Linked DNA regions of Mus musculus: region 2 is linked to region 1. Evidence: chromatin loops called from intact Hi-C (ENCODE). Cell type or tissue: left cerebral cortex. All regions are shown on one strand. Each heading gives the region's core, and the rest is flanking DNA. Links, peaks and the distances in the headings are about the cores only.

Evidence for each region. Hi-C counts contacts between places; a loop is a spot of excess contacts. Peaks named below come from ENCODE experiments on the same cell type or tissue, not always from the same donor. Only the 100,000 strongest peaks of a DNase experiment are listed, where the experiment ranks them.
Region 2: it touches region 1 in a loop (10-fold over the local background); 3 of 42 quality-filtered maps call a loop at or near these places.

Annotation. Positions count from the first base shown.
Region 1 is chr7:38,166,323-38,169,685 of GRCm38, reverse strand. No RefSeq gene overlaps it. Among named protein-coding and RNA genes, the nearest start is that of D530033B14Rik, 16 kb to the left of the region's middle. In left cerebral cortex, for the core only: a CTCF peak has its summit at 1,850 (motif pointing right); a DNase peak (open chromatin) is centred at 1,700.
Region 2 is chr7:38,086,254-38,089,616 of GRCm38, reverse strand. All of the region lies in intron 3 of Gm30771 (a long non-coding RNA gene), which reads right to left. Among named protein-coding and RNA genes, the nearest start is that of Ccne1, 20 kb to the left of the region's middle. In left cerebral cortex, for the core only: no CTCF peak of the experiment used is centred there; DNase peaks (open chromatin) are centred at 1,058 and 1,607; H3K27ac peaks cover 533 bases.

The DNA of each region.
Region 1 (3,363 bases), core at 511-3,010:
CACAGTGTACTTACATTAAATAAATAAATAAATAAATAAATAAACAAACAAACAAATAAATATTTTCAAAAAGAATATTGTCTATCTGGTGTTTTCCATCCATGGTGACTAAGATGGGGCAGGAGTGTCTGAAGACAGCCACAGTGTACTTACATATAATAAATAAATATTTTAAAAAAGAATATTAAGTCTATCTGGTGTTTTCCATTCATGGTGACTAAGATGGGCAGGTGAAAGGGCATAGCTGGGGCAGTCGTTGGCAGCTTGGCAGAGCTCTTGAGAAAGAGCAAGCACATTTTAAAAATTACATGCTACAGTAACAAGTTTTTTGGTGGGTGTGGGTGACCTCTATATAGCTTTCTTTTTTTGACTATCCTGAAATTCACTATGTAAATCAGTCTGGCCATAAACTCATAGAGATCCTCCTGCCTCTGCCTCCGGAATGCTGGGATTAAAGGCATGTGCCACACTTCCTGGCTAGCAACAAGTACTGTTAACTGCTAAGAAATCTCTCCAGTCTCAAGAATATAAATCTAAAATTTGTTTTCTCTAAGATATTTGGAAGGGCCAGGCAGTGGTAGCACATGCCTTTACTCCCAGCATTCAGGAGGCAGAGGCAGGTGGATCTCTGTGGGTTTGAGGACATCCTGGTCTACAGAGTGAGTTCCAGGACAGTCAGGGCTACACAGAGAAACCCTGTCTCAAAAACAAACAAACAAACAAACAAAACTATATATATGGCTGGGGGGTTGTTGTCTTTATTTTATTTTATTTTATTTTTATGGAGCTAGAGAGGCAGCTCAGCAATTGAGAACACATATTGTTCTTACAAAGGACCGGGATCTGGTTCCCTAAGCGTTCATGTAATGGCTCACAACTACCTGTAACTCCAGTTCCAGGACATCTTATATACTCTTCTAGCCTCGTTGCGGTCCTGTACACTCATATTGTACATCAGCAAACACATGTAAAAATAACAAATAGATAAAAATTAATCTCTAGGGTGGTAAAACACCCCATCAATTTGCACAACATTTATCCACACAGAGGCCTGACTGCACTTCTGAGGTTTTTGTATCCTCAGGAGTCTGAGCATACTGGAGGACTTCCTGCCATTTTCTGAACAGGTGGGCAGGGCGAGAAGTTGTTCGGCCATCCTAGAGTGGTTTGCAATGTCTCAGACAGGAGTATACATCTTCTCTCCTCTTCTCTAGAGTCTGGAACTAAATTCACACCTTTTTTTTTTCCTTCCCATCACTTAAAATAATATTCTTGCCCTTAATACTTCCTTTGAAAAACTACCCAAAATGATGCTGCCTTCACACGCATACAAATTACCCAAAGTGTAGGCCAGGGCTCACACTGGAGTGTGCCAAAGCCTTTAAGCCATGTAAACGCAGAGTTTCTGAGCTCCAACGATGGCAAAGGTGTCTTTATTTTGGGAAATGATTAAGGCAGCGTTTGCCATCCTACACAGATGCACTGAAGTAGATTGTAGGGCAAACTATAAAGAGAGCAGATGCTCTCTGGATCTGCTTCCAAGCCAGGTGGGATGACGGGATCCAGATGGGACGTGTGTATCCCTCACACACTAGGAGACAACTTCTCCATTAGACCTTGTCTAGCCGCCTCCTGCTGTGAAAACGTGGGCGATTTCATTTGGGACCACATGCAAAGCTCTGTGCCTTCTCTATTTTAGACGTCAGGGTGACGCAGGTTTAGTTTCCAGAGACTCAAAAGAAGCGGAAGTTTTCTTGGAGATCAAGCAATGAAAGGGGAGCCATCGTTTTTTTATTGAGATTGAATTCCAGGCTTCACTCAGAACAAGGGGTTATGAGTCAAACGCAACACTAGGGGGCGCAATAGATCAGGAAATGCATGAATCACTGCTACAGCACAGGACACAAGATTCTGTCTGGTTTTTTTTCCACATTGGGGGAAAAAAAAAAAAAACAGCAAATGACTCGTGCTTTCCCAAATTTTGTGTGCTGAAACTATTCTAGATATCTCAAATTTGAAATTTTCACATAATCGTGATCATACGGGATGCCTAGACTGTCTTAGGGCAATAGAGTTGTGTCGTTTTCTTTGTGTTGTTCTTTCAGTCAGCCTGGCCACCCCAGTCATCTACGTCTCCAGTGCAGGTGGAGTTGGGAGACAATCTCTGGAGATAAGCAGGGTTATCAGGCTGCTCACTGCTGTGGGTAGCAAGGGCCCCAGCTGCAGGCTTCTGAGCCTCGCGGAATTTCCTGCATGCTCCCCACTCCCAGGACATACTTGCCGCCTGTCTGTCTGTGTGCTCAGCCATGCCACGCCATGCCGCAGCATTGAGGAAAACACGGGGCCAAAGCAAGCGCGTTCCCCTGGCAAAGTGCGGCAGGGCTCAGTGAGCTGACTTTGCACAAAAACGTCCACAGCCAGCTGCGACCTGGTGACAGACAAATGGTATTTATCTTTCCAAGCCCTGAGATCCCCAGGGCTGTTCTGCTGCAAGCCCTCAAGATAGAAGCCACACAAAACCCTACTGCAGATGGCCTTCTAATCATCCTCGGCGTTCAACAACCCTATCTACACTGGCGGTGGGTGTGGCTTGGCTGTCCAGGCTTCGCTGTGGTCCGTAGGGTGCTGCTTTTGAGAGGAGGGAAAGCACTTGGGAGACGTAAAGTCTTCTTTAAGCCACATTTACTAGTTATCTGGTGAGGTCTCCCGTTCCAGATATGATCCCTGGGGGCTGGAGAGATGGCTTGACCTCTTGCAGAGGACGTGGCTTTGGTTCCTGGCACCCACACGGTGGCTCACGACACTCCATAACTCCAGTTCCAGGAGATCATGATGCCTTCTTCTGACCTCTGTTGGGTACCAGGCACATGATACAGACATACATTCAGCCAAAACACTCAGACACATAAAATAAAATAGACCACTTAGGAAAAAACTTAAAGATACGATTACGGCCAAATGGTGATGATGGTGAACATCTTTAATCCTTGCACTTGAGACAGAAGCAGGCAGACCTCTAAATTTGAGGCCAATCTGGCCTACAGAGGGAGTTCCAGGACAGCCAGGGGTACACAAAGAAACATTGTGTCAAAAAAAATTATATATATGAGCAGACTCAGCATCATGGGCCAATGGTGACAAGCAAAAGCACTCGGGTAGGGTGAAAGAGCGCTCTAATCACTGTATACAACCTACACAAGTCAGGGTGGTGGCTGGCCTTCAGTGAGAAACGTCTGGGGTGATTGGTGTGTATCAGCCAGCTTTGCGAGATTGCAATGAAGTGTCTGAGGCAAGTAACATGACAGAGATGAAAGGTTTACTCAGCTCAGGGTTTGGAGAGGCTAAAAGTTCAAGACCACGGAG
Region 2 (3,363 bases), core at 398-2,897, 80 kb after region 1:
AAAAAAACTCTGTCTGCCCAGCTAGTCAGCACCAGAGACTGTGAGGCCGTGGAAGCTCTTATCTATACATTCACTCTGCCATGATTGTGCCGGAGGAGTGAAGGCAGCAGTCTTGCCTGACCTTAACCTCCTCCTCACCTTCCTCCATCTTGCTCCTCTTTAATCCCATGTGGAGGGAGGCTCTCGGACTTTGGGATCTAACCTGGCCTCCCAGAGCAACTGCAGAGTCTCTCTCTCTCTCTCTCTCTCTCTCTCTCTCTCTCTCCCTCTCCCTCTGTGTGTGTGTGTGTGTGTGTGTCTGAAAATATCATTCAGGACTGAAGATCTTTGTGTGTCTCTAATACTATTCCTCATTAAAAGACTTTATGTAGACCAGGCTGTCCTTGAACTCACAGCAATCTGCTTGACTCTGCTTCCTGGGAGCTAGAATTAAAGGCATGGATCACCACACTCAGCAAGGGCTCCTTATTAAAGAAGAGGGAAAGGTAAGCAAGAGGGAGGGGAGGACAAGGGGGACAGAAGAGGATAGTGATGGGAGGTAACGGGGGTGGGGGGAGTCAAAAGGAAGGAGAGTGGGAGGGGGGAAGGAGGAAAGAGACCACGCCTTGGTCCTTGCTGTTATTATACTGAATTTAGTTGGCTACCTATCATTGCCCTCTCACCCCAGGCTCATGGAAGACTTTCTAAACTTGCCTGTGATTCTCTCTTTTCCTGCTGAGCGGAGCCCCAGGAGGATGTGGCTGGCCATCCAGGGCAGGGGAGAGGCCTCAAGGAAGCATCTATCCAGTGTCTAGTAACAAGTGACTGTTCTTAAGTGAATATAAACTTCATCAGCATAGGGTGGGGATGGGGTTGGGGTACAAGTGCCAGGCAGTAGGCAGCCATCAAATTAGGGCCCTGCTGAGTCTGATGACATAGCTTGTAGTCCCAGGTCCTCAGGAGGCTATGGCAGGAAGATTCAAAGTTCAGGGACAGCCCCGGTAGCTTGAGTCTCAAAATAGAAAGTGAAAAGAGGGAGGTGATTCTAACTCGTAGACTGCACTTGCCTAGTATGTAGGAGGTCCTTGGTTCAATTCCTTGTAACACATACACACACACACACACACACACACACACACACACACACACACACACACACAATGGGAGAGAGGGACAGAAGAAGGGGGGAAGCAAGACCCATAGGGGTCCGATGAGTCCAAGTCCTCAGCAGCAAATTCATGGGCATAGTTGGGAAGGATCATGATGCTATTGTGGGCTTCAGAATTGTTCCCACTCCATCTCTGCTATTGCCACCCTGTTCCCTCCACTGGACTGGTGATCCCAGCCTTCTGAGCCTTTGCTGAAAGGACTGTGGCTGCGGTAGGCTGGGCTGGTGGAAGGTCCCACGTGCACAGCTGCTGGACCCTGGCATGTGCTGATGCTATTAAAAACAAAATACCAGCACTGCCATCCCAGCTCCTGGAGAAAGTCTCTGCATGACAGCCTGCGAAGTAAGCTTGTATTTGAATTTCATCTGCAACCCTGTTGCCTCCAGACAAACTCAAACCTGCACAGATGGCCCCTCGCACCAAAAAGTAAAAATAACAAAAAGCTGGCGATTCCGAGCCTCCCTTTTTCTCTGGGCAGATGTGCAGCAGCACATTTTGGGAGGCGCACCGTCTGTATCCCCACGCTGCATCCTCTCCCCTCCTGTGTGTTCACACTTCCCACCCTCTGGCTTGCTGGTGGGTAGCAGCTGTGGGTAGCCCTTTGGATGGGCTTGTACAAGTGCCTAGAGTGTCTGAGCCTTTGTGTGGAAATTGGGATCTAGAGGGGGAAAGTTAAGAGTTGAAAACACCTCATCTGTTCTCTACTACCCAAGGTTGGTCATGGTATCTATGAGAGGGCTCAAGGGAGAGCAGAATGGGTAAGTGGGTCAGGAGACCAACAGAAGTGGAGAAGGAAGGGCCATGTGCACTAGTGCACAAGAGCAGGAGGCTAACACCAAGTCCCAGCTAGCCTTGGGAGACCAGTGGATCGTTCACTTTTCCTTAGCTGAGGACAGAGATTCTAAGCCCTAGGGTTATAGTTAAGAGCTGGAGAAAAGCCCAGAGAGCATCTCTCAAGGTCACCATGGGTCAAGAGATGGCCAAAAGTCAGAGCAGGCAAAAGCCCTACACACCATGGGAGACTCAAGTCTGGTGGGCCACGTGACCTGAAGCCCCACATTTCATTCAGAAGTGGTAGCTAAGGTTTTGGGTCCCCTAAAAAGTCAGAGGAGATTAAATTAGAGTAACAACGGTCAGAAGAAGTAAGAAGTTTATGAATCCAGAGACATAGCCAAGCCACAATGCTATCTAGTTTCAGGAAGGGCTCCATCTGGGTGTTCAGAGGCGTCCATCTTGCCCAGCTTGGCTTGGTTCTGTGCTGACTTCATTCTCCACTTGCTATTTTCCAGTATCTTTTAGGCTGACATTCCTGCCGGCCAGAACTTCCCTCTCAGAGTATCAAGCTGAATGAATGGTCCTTAATCACAGTGGTCAAGGAATGTGGAGCTAGGGCAGGACAGGCATGTGGCATGAATCAGTCCCTGGGGCAGAACTCATCATCGGAACTACCTGACACCACAGAAGCAGGGGGTGGGGGTGGGGGTGGGGGTTGAGGTGGGGGGTGGGGGTTGAAGGGAGGGAGGGGGCGGCTGTCAGTGGTCTGGCAAAAGCAGCAGATACAGAAATAGCACAGAACCTGGTTAAGGCCTGAACAACAACAGAGGTGAGCTGCTGAACAGCGGCATCCTGCATTTCACAGCAGGACTCTAGCTGTAACTGGGAAGCCATGGTCACCCACTCCCCAGAAGTTGCTAGCTCCATTACGCAGTTTCAGTGACTGGCTTGGAGAAGCAGGCCTACCCCCATAGCCTCGGGGTTGGGCACAACTCAGCAGGGTTCTGTTAATTCTTCCTTTCCGCTGTGTCCTAGGGCTCCCAGTGTTTTGGCTTCCATATACCTTTTCCTCAACTTCACTCAGAGTAAAGAGGCAGTCCGAAGGAGGGTCTTCCCTAGCCAAAACTCCAAATTCTCTACAGAAAGCCTTTGTGCACCACGGAGCAAACCACACGGAGTGAGCCCAAAACCCCATGGCTGTTCTGGGAAGCACGGGCACAACACACGTGGTTGAATGTGCAAGGGCACTAGTTAGAGGGCATGGGGAGATTAAAAACAAAAGCATCATCTCAGAGGGACATATTGAGGCTGGAATGTTGGTAAATGAATCTGGAGAAACTGAACAAAACGGAGGCTCAGCAATTTGCCCAAGGTCAGACACTGAGCCTGGCTTCAGGGCCTACAGCTACATTGAGCTGCCTCGGAGCCTTAGCCTTAGATT